2 separate regions of the Mus musculus genome follow, and region 2 is linked to region 1. Evidence: chromatin loops called from intact Hi-C (ENCODE). Cell type or tissue: left cerebral cortex. All regions are shown on one strand.

What was found. A loop is a pair of places that touch in the nucleus more often than their neighbours do. Peaks named below come from ENCODE experiments on the same cell type or tissue, not always from the same donor. Only the 100,000 strongest peaks of a DNase experiment are listed, where the experiment ranks them.
Region 2: it touches region 1 in a loop (2.8-fold over the local background); 2 of 42 quality-filtered maps call a loop at or near these places.

The regions. Positions count from the first base shown.
Region 1 is chr12:58,808,574-58,816,573 of GRCm38, forward strand. No RefSeq gene overlaps it. Among named protein-coding and RNA genes, the nearest start is that of Sec23a, 200 kb to the right of the region's middle. In left cerebral cortex, no CTCF peak of the experiment used is centred here; DNase peaks (open chromatin) are centred at 4,406, 5,737 and 6,270.
Region 2 is chr12:58,915,844-58,923,843 of GRCm38, forward strand. It overlaps the pseudogene Gm2649 and the pseudogene Gm47647. Among named protein-coding and RNA genes, the nearest start is that of Sec23a, 92 kb to the right of the region's middle. In left cerebral cortex, a CTCF peak has its summit at 4,309 (motif pointing left); DNase peaks (open chromatin) are centred at 354, 822 and 7,839.

The sequences.
Region 1 (8,000 bases):
TTTTTCTGATATCTTTCCAGATCTTAGTGGGTGTATCAGGTAGCCCTCCTTTTTGCAGTTACACAAATATACATCCACACTCATTCGTTTCTTAAGTGTATATAAAATTATTCTCTTCTCCTAGATAAGTTTCAACTTTCTATGCATAAAGAACAAGAATCAAAGAAAGAGTGATACAGGAGACAGAACTCAGTATGGTGGGCAATCTCCTTCATTTGTTCATTCAATAATCATTGTGAAGCACAAAAGATTCTGAACAGCCAAAGCAATCCTGAGCACTATTAAAGGAATCTCAATACCTAATTTCAAATTACATAATCATAGTAACAGAACAGCATATTTATCTTAGCCAGCTTGTCGTTTTGATTTAACAGATTTTGATGAAAAGAGTTTGAGTTACTAGGAAAAAATGAGATAGATAGATAGATAGATAGATAGATAGATAGATAGATAGACAGACAGACAGATAGATCAATCCATCAGGTAGATAGACTAGATGACCCAGAAATAAAAACTTCGCAGATACAGTCATATGTTTTTCAATAAACACATGTTGTAAAAGAAGAAGAAGAAGAAGAAGAAGAAGAAGAAGAAGAAGAAGAAGAAGAAGAAGAAGAAGAAGAAGAAGAAGAAGAAGAAGAAGGAAGAAGAAGAAGAAGAAGAAGAAGAAGAAGAAGAAGAAGAAGAAGAAGAAGAAGAAGAAGAAGAAGAAGAAGAAAGAAGAAGAAGAAGAAGAAGAAGAAGAAGAAGAAGAAGAAGAAGAAGAAGAAGAAGAAGAAGAAGAAGAAGAAGAAGAAGAAGAAGAAGAAGAAGAAGAAGAAGAAGGTGGCCTCTCAACAAATACAACTGGAGTGGACATCCATTTGTAGAAGAAAGAAATTAGATCCCTATCTCTCATCCTTCATAAAACCAATTCAAAATACAACAAAGTTCTCAATGTAAGACTTGGAAGTATTAGAAGAAAACATAAGGAAAATGCTGTACTTCAGGTTGTAGATATAGACATAAGAAATGATAGCAAGAATTGACAATTTGCAGAGAAAACAACCAACCAAATCAAGAGGTAGTCTCTGGAGTGAAAGAAAAATTCTGTCTGCTAGACATCAAACAGGAGATCAATATCCAGAATATATAAAGAACTCACCAATTTAAAGAGCAAAAGAAGAAATAATCAAATCACCAAACGATCTGAACAAATGATGAGTACAAATTGCCAAAAATTTCATGAAATAATGTTCACTATATTTAACTATCAGGAAAATGCAAATCAAACTACATTGATATTCCATTAGTACATACCTGAAGGAATCAAAGTCACCATGTAGTAAGAGACACTTGCAAACCCATGTTTCTCACAACGCTATTCACAGTAGCAAAGTTGTGGGGAGAACCTGCATGCCCAGCAGTAGGTGGAGGAGCACCTGGTCTATTCACCAGAATTTTGTTCAGACATCAAGAATGAAGTTATGTTGTTCACCAGAGAGTGAGTGAATCAAGGGATTGCTGGGCTAAGTGACATAAGCTAGACTCAGAAAGAAAAATATTTTTTCTCTCATAGGAATTATCTATGTTTTGGAAAAGAATATGAGGGGCTGGAGAAATGGCTCAGCTATAAAGAATACTTGTTTTGCAATTGTGGAGACCTGGGTTCAGATATTAGCACCCACAAAATAAGCCAAGCTTTAGCCACCCATGCCTATGACTCCAGCACTGAAGGAGACAGAGACAGGAGCACCAATAGGGCTTGCTGACTTCCAACATAGTCAGAACTTGATTCCTGAGTTCAAGAAGAGATCTTGTCTCATAGCAACAGCAAATGATGAACGAGGACATCTGCTGCCTTCTTCCTGCCTCCTCACATACACACGGGCATAGGGACTCACCCAAGTAGGTACATACACTCAGACACACATACACACATACATACATACATACATACATACATACATACATACATATTTTTAACTGGCCTATAAAAAAGGTAAAGGGCAAAAGTGTATAGAAGGACTTTGTGGGGAATGGAAGGACCTATGGACACAAAGATACAGGTAAAGGAGGGTAATAGGTAGTAGATATGATCAACGTATGAAGTGGAAATTTCTGGTTTCTTCAATAACTCAGTTGTATCACATGATGTTTTTCTGGAAACTGTCTTGTGAGAGGGCATGTGATGTTTGGTTGAAAACAGACACTTGAGAAGGCACATGATGAATACAAATAGAACCCCACAAAGAGTTAGTGGATGCTCTTGCATTGCTACACTGTACAACACTTCACTAGTCCTCACTGGTCTTCACTGGCTTTTGCGGGTCTTTACTTCATAGAGAGAAATGCACCAAAGACCTTCTCGTGGTAATCCAGCTGATTCTAGTTGCTTCCGCTGACGTGTGCCAACTCTTCAGAGCCTTGCTGTTTCTGTTGGATCTTGTCACCACTACTGATTCATGTTTGGTGTTTGCTATTGAAATGGACTGCTGGTATCCTGACAATGAGGAGTGGAATCATCCCAAGGAACTACTTCTAAACAGGTCCACAGTCCCCTTTTCCTATTAACCTTTTTCTCCTACCTCTGGCCAGTGCATTAGAAGGGAGGTTGAAGCATTTAAGAATAAATAAAGTGCGTTTTGAAAAATCTAAGCCTACAAACATACATTATATCTGCACATGAAGACAGGCAATGAAATCTATCATTTTTACAATTAATTAACACAAATAAAATAAGCATTCTATTTTTTCCCTATGTCAGGCTCTGTACTGTTGATTGGGGCAATAAAGACATGATTCCAGAATAGCAGCATAACTACATTCTCAGCTACCAAGAGACTGAGGCAGGTTGATTAGAGGCCATCGTGAGCTAAATAGCAAGACCCTGACTCATAAAAAAGGTTCAGGGAGAAAGACATACAAGCATGAGTGTGAGATAAAAAGTACACGTTGAACTTCAGCCCAGGTTGCTACCCTGCCACAGACTAGGTCTATAGAGAGATACCGAAGAGAGCCTAAAAACAGAAACACAACAAAACTGCTTTAAAAGTAAGAAAGAAGTCAAAAGAGTTTCACAGACCAAAAACTTTCCTCTGGCTAATGAGATTTTTCTAGGTAAACAAGAGTGCCCAAGGTGTTTGAAGCAGTGAGGCAAGCATGATGTGTTTCACAGTGAGCAGCTTGAAAGTGCTGGAGGAAAGCTGTCTTAGGAGCCAGGTTCCTTTTTAGAAAGGGGAACAAAATACCCATGGAAGGAGTTACAGAGACAAAGTTCTGAGCAGAACCTGAAGGAAAGACCATCCAGAGACTGCCCCACTTGGGGATCCATCCCACATACAGTCACCAAACCCAGACACTATTGTGGATACCAACAAGTGCTTGCTGACAGGAGCCTGATATAGCTGTCTCTTGTGAGGCTCTACCAGTGCCTGGCAAATACAGAAGTGGATGCTCACAGTCATCCACTGGACCGAACACAAGGTCCCCAGTGAAGGAGCTAGAGAAAGTACCCAGGGAGCTGAAGGGGTCTGAAGCCCCATAGGAGGAACATCAATATGAACTAACCAGTAGCCCCAGAGCTCCTTGGAAGTATACCACCATTCAAAAAAAAAGCACATGGTGGAACTGTGACTCTAGCTATATTTGTAGCAGAGGATGGCCTAGACAGTCATCAATAGGAGAGGCCCTTGGTCCTGTGAAGGCTTTATGCCCTAGTAAAGGGGAATGCCAGGGCCAGGAAGCAGGAGTGGGTGTGTTGGGGAGCAGGGGGTGGGCATAGGGGATTTTCAAAGAGGAAACTAGGAAATGAGATAACATTTGAAATGTAAATAAAGCAAATATCTAATAAAAGATTTAAAGAAAACTATGGCAGTAAAAAAAGGGGGAGAGCAATCAAGATGCTGTCAGTTCACTAGCAAGCATAAACTTGAGTTTTAGGATAGGGAATCATATGGTCAATTTGGCCATGGATGCAGAGATGTAAAACTGAGACTCTTTCAATTTATGGGTTGAACTTTTAAGATGGAACATGTTTTATTCTTTTTTTTAAGATTTATTTATTATTATATGTAAGTATACTGTAACTGTCTTCAGACACTCCAGAAGAGGGAGTCAGATCTCGTCACGGATGGTTGTGAGCCACCATGTGGTTGCTGGGATTTGAACTCGGGACCTTCGGAAGAGCAGTCAGGTGCTCTTACCCACTGAGTCATCTCACCAGCCCAACATGTTTTATTCTAATAGAGCTTGTAAGTCAGAAGAGAGGCAGAGAAACTAGCTCTTCTCAGCATCCTTGCTGAAGAAGCAAGGAGAGTCTGCAAGGAGAAGCCAGAAAAAGACAAAAGAGAAAGAAGGAAAAGTCCACAAAGTGGGTTTCAGGAAGCTTCTAACCGTGTAACAGAGAGGAAGTGAGATAAGTTATTCCAGTGCAAGCAGCAGATGGTCTGGGTAGGAGCTAGAGGGATTTGGGAGGGAAGAGGGATTTAGAATTCCAATGAATGAATGGAAGATAAGGAAGTGGAGACAATCCGGATGGTTCATAGAAAACTGGAAGGCTGGAGAGGAACGGAGGTCCTTGAGGCTCTGTTGGTTTGGGTTTTGTGTTTGTTTGGTTTTTGAGACAGGCTTTCTTTTTCTAGCCATGGCTATTCTGGAACTAGCCATGTAGACCAGAATGGCCTTGCACTTACAGAGATCAGCCTGCCTCTGTGTGTGTGTGTGTGTGTGTGTGTGTGTGTGTGTGTGTGTGTGTGTGTGTGTGTAGCTATAGGCAATGAGAAATCACCTAATCTGGATACTGGGAATTGAGCTCCAGTTCTCTGCAAGAGCAGCACATGCTCTTTACCCTTGAGCCCATCCCTGTGGCCCCCAAGACTGTTTTTAAGATGAAGAAATTAAGCATAAAACCAAAGCAGTTAAAAAAAAAGTTCAAAAACAGGAAATTTACAGGTCACCACAGAATTGGAGCATCATAGGCCATGAAGACAGACAGAAATGATATTGTCAGTTGAGGAATTAATCTTGTACTATGAGGGAGGAAAAAGGTAAAAGAAGTACAGAAAAGACAATTCTGGAAAACCAATGGTAGAAATACATATTGTTCACACCATCCAGGTCAGGATGTCTGGAAAAGTGATGGAAGTTGGGACAGGAAAGGAAGCCAATAAAGACACCTAAGGTGGTCACCTGTGGGCTTGAAAGTCTAGAGGGATTTTAAAGAACCTCAGTTGCTTTGATGACATCAATCTGCCATATTCTGAATTCCCTTCCAGTTTCTGTGACCTAATAATGAAAGCCAGACTTCTCCAAATTTAACAGTGCATCTTAATTAGGGTTGGAAGTGCTGGCAAGAGAAGCCTGAGACACAAGCAGAAGAGAGAAGTGCTCCAGTTGGAAAGGAAAAGAAATGGCCAAGGAACTAGAAGTCTTCACAAGTTCAGTGACCAGAGATGGAGGTGCTAGAAGTTAAGATAGCAAGCAACGAACAAACACAATGGTTCAGAGTAGATGAGTTCCTTTGGATGAAGTCACCAAAGTGTAAGCGACCATGAGAATGAGTTTCAGAAGTAAAGAGAAGGTACAGATGGTAACATTGAGATAAAAATTATTCTAAACTGGAGCACTGCTTCTCGGGGCCTTAGTATTTGTTACCTGCCAGGAGCAACCACCCCCTCCCTAGGGAGAGTCTATCGGTGTCTTCACCCATATTGTGCAGATGAGGAAACAGACGCAGAACAGTTAAGCAAGTTCCTTAGATGGAACAGAGACTCAAGCCCAAGCCATCTGCCACCAGAGTCCTCTCCTCCAATGCCATACAGTACTGCTGCTCTCCATAAAATGACAACAATGGCATGTGGAGATCAAGAGGCAGGAAGACACAAGATGAATGGTCATCTAAAATGTAACTAAAGGGTCTCCCATATATCAAGAGAATTCATCACAAAATTGAGTCTCCAGTATTCACCAGTTTGTGCTATAAATCGAGGGATCCTACCTAGTACAACAGTCGCAGAGGCGGGAATTAATTCCTCCCATACTCCCTCCATGAAATTTGCACAAAAGTTTTTTTTATTATTTAGAAAAAAAAACCTGAAATGATATTCTGGTATTCAGCCTGCTGGCTAGTAGAATCTTACATTAATTGATTCTATAAAAATCTACATCCCAGCAGCCAAACGTGTTCAGCTGAGAAACAACTGAACAATTCACTGCAGAATCAAATGGTTCCACACACAAAGGAATAAATAGATGGTAAAACAATAGTTAGTTTCACAGACCATCTGGACAAGCTAACAGGCTGCATCTGACGTCCGTCAACCTGGCCATCCTAGAAGTTCCTAGATTGTACTCTCTTGGAACATCCTGAGAGGATAGGATAAAATCAGACTCATTTTTCAAACCAAATTTTAAATGTGTGCCTACATGGAAGAGCTTCTCCTTTCTCAGATATTCAACTATATCATGCCACATTTGGCCAACAATTCCTAACAACATTTATGAGAATTATGCCAAGAACTGCAATTCAACTGACTGCAGCACATAAATTCCCCAGGACTGAGTTATCGGTGGAAGTAGAGCGTCAATATCATGTCATAGCATGCTTTGTTCAATATTTGTGGCAGTAAACTTGAGGATGAACTATGGCATGCCATAATTTTTCAGCATTAATAGAGGATAGAGTTGCCAGCATTTAAGCTTTATAGCCTCTTTTTAAATGGCAGTTAATGATTTTGTCAGTTTTCTGCCAAAAAATTCTTTGTAGGAAATATCTTCCCACTTTACTTAGCCTGTAGAAGTAAACTGAGAACTTCACTCCTCATTCTCTACAATGTGAGTTACCAAAACTTGCCAGCTATCCACGAGGACGTCAACATTGGTGTCCTGGTAGGAAACTTTGGCAAGCTGGGTCGCCTTGGGAATGGGAGGCTTTAGCGTGATTTCTGCCATCACTAAACTAGATGTTCCTTTGAAATGCTACATAAATTATCTTAGCCTGTGTCCATAGCATATAGCTTCTTCCCCCACTGAAGCATTTATTACAGTGGTCCATTTATCACAAAAGCTAAGACAGTCTCATTTCCTCCTGCTTATTTTAATTTGACTTCTGAGCAGCACATAGCCCAACTGGCTCCTCCCTTGTTTTTTTAACTATTTTTTATTAATTATTTTGTTTATTTACATCCCAAATGTTGTCCTGCCTCCCAGTGCCCCCTCCCCTTCCCCTCTGAGAAGGTGCTCTCCCTCTGGAATCCCCCTACCTGGGGCATCAAGTCTCTACATGGATTAGGAACATCCTCTTCTACTGCGGCCAGACAAGGCAGTACTCTGCTATATATGTGCTTGGGACCTTGTATGCTCTTTGGTTGGTGGCTTAGTCTCTGGGAGCTCCCAGGGATCCAAGTTAGTTGACAATGTTGGTATTTCTGTGGGGTGTATCATGGGTATTCTGTACTTTTTGGCTAAAAACCACTTGTTAGTGAGTACATACCATGCATGTAATTTGGGGTCTGGGTTATCTAACTCATAAAGGTATTTTCAAGTTCTATCCATTTTCCTGAAAATTCAAGATGTCCTTGTTTTTAATGGCTGAATTGTACTCCATTGTGTAAGTAAGTCACATTTTCTGTAACCATTCTTCGGTAGAGGGACATCTGGGTTGTTTCCAGCTTCTGGCTATTACAAATTAGGCTGCTGTAATCATAGTGGAGCATGTGTCCTTGTGATTTGGTGGACATCCTTTGGTTATATGTCCAGGAGTGGTATAGCTGGGTCTTCAGGTAGAACAGTTTCCAATTTTCTGAAAAAACGACAGATTGATTTCTGCTGTACCAGTTTGCAATCTCACTAGCTATGGAGGAGTGTTCCCCTTTCTCCACATCTTCGCCAGCATGTGCTGTCATTCTGATTGGTGTAGGGTGGAATCTCGGGATCATTTTGATTTGCATTTCTCTGATGACTAAGGATGCTGAACATTTCTTTAAGTGCTTCTCAGCCATTCAATATTCCTCTGTTGAGAA
Region 2 (8,000 bases), 110 kb after region 1:
TATCATAGTGAAGCCCATTGTTTGTGTGCTAAAAAAACTAATTTTTTTTAAAAATGAAAATATTAGAAAGAAAACTATTTTCCTTGGTATCTTTGAGCATAGTAACCAATTCTGCTTAGAGACCTATCTTTACTAAGTGGAAAATCTGGTCATACCGAGGATAATCTTTTTCCTGGCATGGGTCAACTTCCTTGTATCTTTATGGTCAATAAATTTATGTCATTATTTACTCAGAGGGATTTGTTGTTGTTTGTTTGTTTGCTTGTTTGTTACAGATGGGGTCACGGTATACATCTGAGGCCAGCCTCAAACCTGAGATCCTCCACCTGTGCCTCCAAGTGCTAGAAATACAGGTGTGCCCCACCACCTGTGGCCCTCCTGGCCCCACCCCCAGCCCTCCAGTCCTACAGCTTTTGGTTGAATCTGAGACATCATGGATGATACATTAAGGAGAGTCTGCATCCTTGCTCTGCAAACACTGGCTTCTCCCATAGCATAGGCCCGACACTATCATAGCATCTTTTACAGCAGCATGAGGCCTGACCACTTTTTTCTTTTTTTTTTTTTTTATTGAGTAATCAGTGATGTCTTGATGACTTTAATTTTGAGCTATGTAAGCCATGCTAAAGCATGATGAAGAGCTCCAATATAGAACATTTTATTCATTCTCTTTAAAAGTTTCAGCCACAGAAGAGTGAGCTGAGGTTTCTTTATAATCTTTCTAATATAAGTGATGTTCCCAGTGTCTCTTCTAATTATAATGAAGCCATATGTCCTCCTGTGGATTGCTTGGCATAGTGTCTAAGTATTGATGGCTCGTGAGATTTTACAAAGATTAATTCAGATGAGCTCATAAGTTTGTTGGCAGAGGTACCTAGTGGGTGTTCCTGTCTGTGTGTGACTGCTATTGAGGATAATATAATGATATGAAGTTGAGGCTTTCCTGCCCAGTGCCGCCTTCCGATTCAATCATTAGTCTGAATCCCCATTCTTCCTGGAGCATCTTTTTGTCATCACCAATGAGACTGACAAGCTGAGATCAATGAATTTCAGAATCACTACTTTCAATTTTGCTTCTGTGTCCATGGGCTTATCCTCTCAACATTTGAGTTAGATGACAAACATTAGCATCTTCTGGACAAATCGATATACATCAAGAGAAGAATAACTAACCATGTTTTTATTCAAAGCATAGTATTTCTTCCAACAACACCGGTGGTTATATGAAAAGAAGGTCAAGCATTCATGTTGCAAGATGAAGAATTGCTATAATGTGAGAAAAATACAATGGGTTACATTCTCGAACACATATTCATGGAGTCCACTACGTGGAACACTAGCTAAAGAAATTAACTTAGAAATAGAGGGGAAATGTCTTTTAAAATGATGCGTCCAGGATTAGGTTAGTGCAGTGGTAGAGTACTTGAGTAGCACGCACAAGGCTCTGTCTGGGTTTATTTCCCAGCACCACAAAAATAAATCAACTCAAATAAAACAGCATAAGAGCCCGGTCAGATTACCCAAAGAGAAACTTAACAACCCTTGAATGCCCAGGGTAGTTGAAGATCAACAGAACTTTAACAAAATGATCAGGTGGGGAGAAATGGGAAGTCTAGTAGGTGAAGATACTGGTTCAAAGACAGAGTCCAAGAAAACTAAGGGATCCTCTATTTTCATCCATAGCTTCAGGGTATTTTAAACTAAGAGTTACTTATAGTCTTCCCTGAATCCAACAGCTTTATTCAGAGGCAAGGGGACTGAGCCCCATATGGCACAGGCTTCCTAAGTTAGTCAAGGACCTTCTACCCAAGCGTCGGCTCATCACTATCAGAGCCAGTTTTACAGCAGGCTATTTATCTTTAATTTCTTTCCCTTATAAAACAAACGTCGCTATTTTAAATGTTTTAAGATTTATTTTTTATGCATGTGAGTGTTTTACCTGCATGTATGACTCTGGACCTTGTGCCAACAGTACCGTTAGAGGCCAGCAAAGGATGACGGCTCTCCTGAGACTGCAGTTACAGGTGGCTGTGAGCTCATGGGGGTACTGAGAATTAGCATGAGTCCTCTAGAGGAACAGCCACAGCTCTTTTTGGGGGAGGGGTGGATATTTTCTTTATTTACACTTCAAATGTTATCCCCTTTCCTGGTTCCTCCCCACCCCCTGCCTGAAACCCCCTATCCCATCCCCCTCCTTCTATGAGAGTGCTCCCCCATCCACCCACCCACTCCCACATCCCCACCCTGGAACTCTCCTTCACTGGGGCATCGAGCTTTCACAGGACCAAGGGATTCTCCTTCCACAAGGCTAGCCTCTGCTATATATGTGACTGTAGCCATGGGTCCCTCCATGGGTATTCCTTAGTTTGTAGTTTGAACAGCCAGAGGGTTTTTTTGGTGTTTTGGTTTTTTGGTTTTTTGGTTTTTGGTTTTTGGTTTTTTTGGGTTGTTTCTTTTTTGGGGGGGGGGGTTCAAGACAGGGTTTCTCTGTATAGCCCTGTCTGTCCTGGAACTCACTTTTGTAGACCAGGCTGGCCTCAAACTCAGAAATCCGCCTGCCTCTGCCTCCCAAGTGATGGAATTAAAGGTGTGTGCCACCACCGCCCAGCTTCAGCCAGAGCTCTTAATCACTGCGCCATCTCTCCAAGATCTGGGAGGAATTGGGGGAGAGGAATCTGTAATCATAATATACTGTATGGAAAAAAATCTATTTTCAATAAAAAGAACAATATTGCTTTAATTTTTTTAAAAATTCTTTGAAAAAATATTTGAAGCTACAATTGTATACCTGAAAAAGAATTTATAAAACAAAACCAAGCTCACATGTATAATCCCAACACTCAAGAGGCTGAAACAGGAGGATGGCCATGAGTTTGACACCAGCCTGAGCTACAGAGGGATATCCAATCGCAAAAAAAGAAAAAGAAAAAGAACTTAGCGCCTGAAAATAAAAATCTTTCATCTTTCCATCAGTGTCTACATAGGGGGAAGAACATACATTTCATCTAACTCAGAAAAGATTTGCTTATAACCTAAGGATTGCCTTTTTTCTGTTTTTAAATTTGGAGGATTAATATTAGAATCTTCACTAAGGAAGTTTTCTCTGGTTCCCTCCCAGATTGCTGCTATTCATTTTAGTAACAAGCCAGTGAGTTGTACAATACGTAATCACAGACAACATGTGCCACAAATAAAATGCTAGGTCCTGGTCATTTTTAAATAAACCATTAATCTTACTCTAAATTAGAAACAATTCGAGAAAGGCTCTGTAAAGAATGATAGTGGTGCTGGAGAGATAGCTTGTTTGTCAAAGTGTTTATCTTACAAACATGAGGACCCAAGTTCCAGACCCAGCACCCAGGCATGGTGATGCACACCGTAACCCCAGCAACGGAATGATGGAAGCAAGGGTCCCTGGAGCCTGCTGTGCACACAGCCTAGCCTACTTGGCAAAGTCCAGGCCAGTAAGAGACCTGTGTCAAAAATAAAGAAAGAAGAAAAAAATAGGCCAATACCTGAGGAATAACACTTGAGGTCATCTTCTTGCCTCCACAGACATATGCACATGTGCACACACACACACACACACACACACACACACACACACACACACAAAACTGATACTGAGTAGCTTCAATCTGAAGCCGACATGTCTCTGTGCAAGCCTGTGTGCTTCTGGCAGGTTTTCCCAATAAGTGACTATGCATAGGAACCCTCCCTTCATAACCTCTTTACTGCGTTAACAGTTTTAAACTAGGGTTAGCATAGCAACTCCCTTTTTATTCTGAATGTGGTGGTTTGAATAAGAAATGCCCTCTATAGACTCAGACACTTGAACACTTGGTCCCCAGTTGGTGGCGCTGTTTGGGGAGGTGGAACAGCCCTGCTGAAGGAAATACATCACTGGGGATGGGCTTGACAGGCCCTTGGTCCTGTGAAGGCTAAATACCCCAGTGTAAGGGAATGCCAGGACCAGGAAGCAGGAGTGGGTGGGTTGGTGAGCAGGGGGAGGGGAGAGGGGAGAGGGGGTTTTCCGAGAGGAAACCAGGAAAAGGGATAACATTTGAAATGCAAATAAAGAAAATATCTAATAAAAAATTAAATATCTAGATAGAATGAATAAATCTTTAGAAAAATGTAAAAAAAAAAAAAAAAAAAAAAAAAAGAATTTGTAACTTTGGGCCTAGAGACTAGAGAGATGGCTCAGCAGTTAAGAGCACCGACTGCTCTTCCAGAATTCCTGAGTTCAATTCCCAGCAACCACATGATGGCTCACAACCATCTGTAATGGGATCCGATGCCCTCTTCTGGTATGTCTGAAGAGAGCAATGGTGTACTCATATACATAAAATAAATAAATACATCTTTAATAATAGTAAATAAAAGAATTTACAACTTCTCCCAGCTTTTCATTCTCCGTCTCTGCTTCCTCTGTGGTTTGTGGCTGAGGATGTGACCACTCAACTTTCTGCCTCCTGCCCTTCCGCGTGCTACCATCCCTACCCACCGTGAGGGACTCCCATCCATCAGGAACTGTAAGCCTTGCTCAGCCGTGACATTTGCCACAGCGACAGAACAGTTTTCACTTTTTTTTCTAATTGTTATTTTTAAATAACTACCTAGACTACAAAATAAATAACATTTGATTTAAAAAAAATTTTTTTTAAGGCACAGTCTTATAATCCCTATGACCATGGTAGCAACTTGGGCCTAGTCCAACAGAGGCTGAACTTGCGAGCCTGACAGGCATTCAACAAGCCTTGTTCACCCCTGGCTCTGCACCCAGATGCTGTTCAGATGCTAGGCCTGCCCAGGCCTCAGTGATGGTAAAGTATTTCCTGGACCAGAAAGTGCTCTAAGTTCCTGAGACCAAGAGATCACTGCCATGTGGCAATGGAACCCAAATCTCTATAGCAAACACAGCTTAACTGAACACACAGTGCACGGGGAGGTGACCCCTGACTGGAATCTTCTGTCCTGAAGACTCCTGACCAAGATCAACAGGCTGGTACATTGGGTAAAACAGGTGCTTCCTGCCAATGTCGATCATTTGATGTACATCCTGGAAGACTCTATTGTAGAGCCACAGAATCACACAACGGCATTCATGTGAAACTTCAAACACAACCAGCTGATGGTGTGGAGCAGTGATGTGTGAACTCTGATGACAGCTGCTGGACCGAAACCCACAGGAAGCCTCGAGCTTCCTTATTTGGCATCTCCAGAGCTGTCCAGGAACTTGGTCTGCCCATTTCAAAAGCAATGTGACCAAGACAATGAAGAGTTTTTAATTACATCTTGGCAAAGCTACGAGGTGGGGCTCTTTCCAGTATACTTCTTGGGGCAGCAAAAGAAGCCAAAGATGATCTGGCCAGTGCAGAGAAGGCCAAGGGCCTGGCTTACAAGGCTGACATCAAGCAGCCTCAGCAGCAATAACAGTTTGGCAGAGCCCACCAGCCAGGATAAATCAGTGCACTCTCCCCTCTCCTCCCCTCTCCCCTCTCCCCTCTCCCCTCTCCCCTCTCCCCTCTCCCCTCTCCCCTCTCCCCTCTCCCCCCCCTCCCCTCTCCCCTCTCCTCCCCTCTCCCCTCTCCCCTCTCCTCCCCTCTCCCCTCTCCCCTCTCCCCCCCCTCCCCTCTCCCCTCTCCCCCCCTCTCCTCCCCTCTCCCCTCTCCTCCCCTCTCCCCTCTCCCCCCCTCCCCTCTCCCCTCTCCTCCCCTCTCCCCTCTCCCCTCTTCCCCTCCCCTCTCCCTTCTCCCCTCTCCCCTCTCCACTCTCCCCTCTCCCCTCTCCCCCCTCCCCTCTCCCCCCTCCCCCCTCCCCCCTCCCCTCTCCCCTCTCCCCTCTCCCCATTACACTTTATTACTGAAAGTCCACTACCAGCCCTTCCTGCTGCCTGGATGGTGGGTTGCAGCAGGAGTCTTGTACGGCATCTGGAGTGTACCAGGCTCAGTGTCCACTGTTCCTAATCTCACCCATTGGGCAGCTGGTGACTGGTGCAGAGGGCTGTAGTGACATTCCCAAGGTCACGAGCAGTACGCGGAGCTCCTTGTTTTAATCTCTGATCTGTCCCAAGTACATGGAACAATATTTAGCTCATTACATGTTCTCCATCAGCAAATGATTTGATTGGTCCCAGGAAAAAGCAAATTTAGAAAACGATTTAGATTAACCCCACTAGGTGGTGAGATGCCACCCAAGCACTGCCATGGAGGGCCTGTGCACTGACGGGGCAGAGAGGTCTGTTGACATGTTCCCAGCATCTTCCTGACTCTACTAGATTGTTTTCCTGCCATATCTCTGAATTTTACTGGACACCATTGCCCTTACCCTCAACAAAACAAGTAGGCAATGCCAGTTTCCGGATAAACACATCCTATGTGGACATCATTGGTGTAGATATTAATGAGACACAGGCCAACATTTGTTTTGTTCTGAGTGTCCTGGGGCTAATGTGGAAACTTTCTCTCTATTTACTATGCTCAGTGGACAGATATCTGAGTCCTGTACGATGTCAGACAATGCAGAACAGCAAGGAGGAGCTGAGTAAAGAGGGGATGAGTGTTCCTGGCAGAAGGCACCTATCCCCATGTCAATCAGGAGACCCTTGGCCTCCACCCTCCCAGCCGTGTACCGCCAACTGAGTCTTACCTCTCTTAACCCTAATCCATCCCATCACGTAAGCACTCATAATTTTAATGACCATTTATGATTCAGCCCAAATGACTAAGCCTTAAAAATCAGTCCCTTAATTTTTCAAGAAAAAATATGACAACTTTTTATTATGTGGTGGCTAGATAAGTGACTGCCAGTGTAGCAATACCAGATTTCCTCATGAAAAATAAATTTTACATACAATTGTTAGTGGAGTCGGTAGTATAAATGTCAGATAAATACAGTGTAAATGGCGGTTAAGAACCGTCCTATTGGGCTAGACCAAGGGCTTCATGGTTAAGAGCAGTTGATGCTCTTGCAGAAGACCTGGGTTTGGTTCCCAGCACCCACATGGTAGCTCATAACTGTCTGTAACTATAGTTCCAGAAGATCTTAATGTCCACTTCTGACCTCTGTAGATACAAGGCACTCAGTACACAGGCAAAACACACACACACACACACACACACACACACACACACACACATAAATCTACAAGCTTTTAAAAAGAACAGTGGTATTGCTATGACCTTTAAAATAAATTAGACTTATTTTCACTTCAAAATTTCTCTTTAAAGTCTCTAGACCTTCTGACTAAAATGCCCAAGCTGATACATTTTCTTCACTAAGATGTATGTTCTGCCCTTTTGATGCTTTTGCAACCAAACAAAACTATGTCTATTGTATATTTTAATTCTTTGGAGTGTTTATTGAACTAATACATCTTGAGATAAAATGAAAACATAGCTAAGCACTAGATTTCATTGCCTAGAGCAATTATATTTACAGTAATCATGATATAGGATTATTGAAATTACATATTGAAGGAGGCAACCATTTATTTACAAACATGGTAAGCAAAATACTTTGGAGGTTTAAACAGTTAACACAAGAAAAATACTGGCAGTGTGTAACACTAAAATGGACTGTTTCTGATACAAGATTTCTTAAATAGCAAAGTAGGATGAATTCCCTTATAGCTTTTGGCATCTATGTCAGTCTTTTTCCTCTTTGTGTTAGTTCTAATTTATTCTTTGCATATACCTGTCTGGGCCAGAGAAGTGACTTTAGAAACGCTATGACAATCTGCAGTTTTTGAGATGAAGTTGATGTCTGTGAAACCCGGTTATATCTTACAAGAGACTAGCTCCTGCGGCTTCCCTCTCTCCTTAAGGTAGGCGAATAGGTGCCTTCTCCATCTCCACGTAACCTTCACCCGATTCTTCTCCTCAGAGGTGTCCTAAAACACAATAGGCCCCAGCTCTGGACTGTTGGGAGGTCTAGGGCCAAAGATGCAGCCACGGGGACTGCATTCCCTCTGGTCCGGGGAAATGAGATCTTCTCTT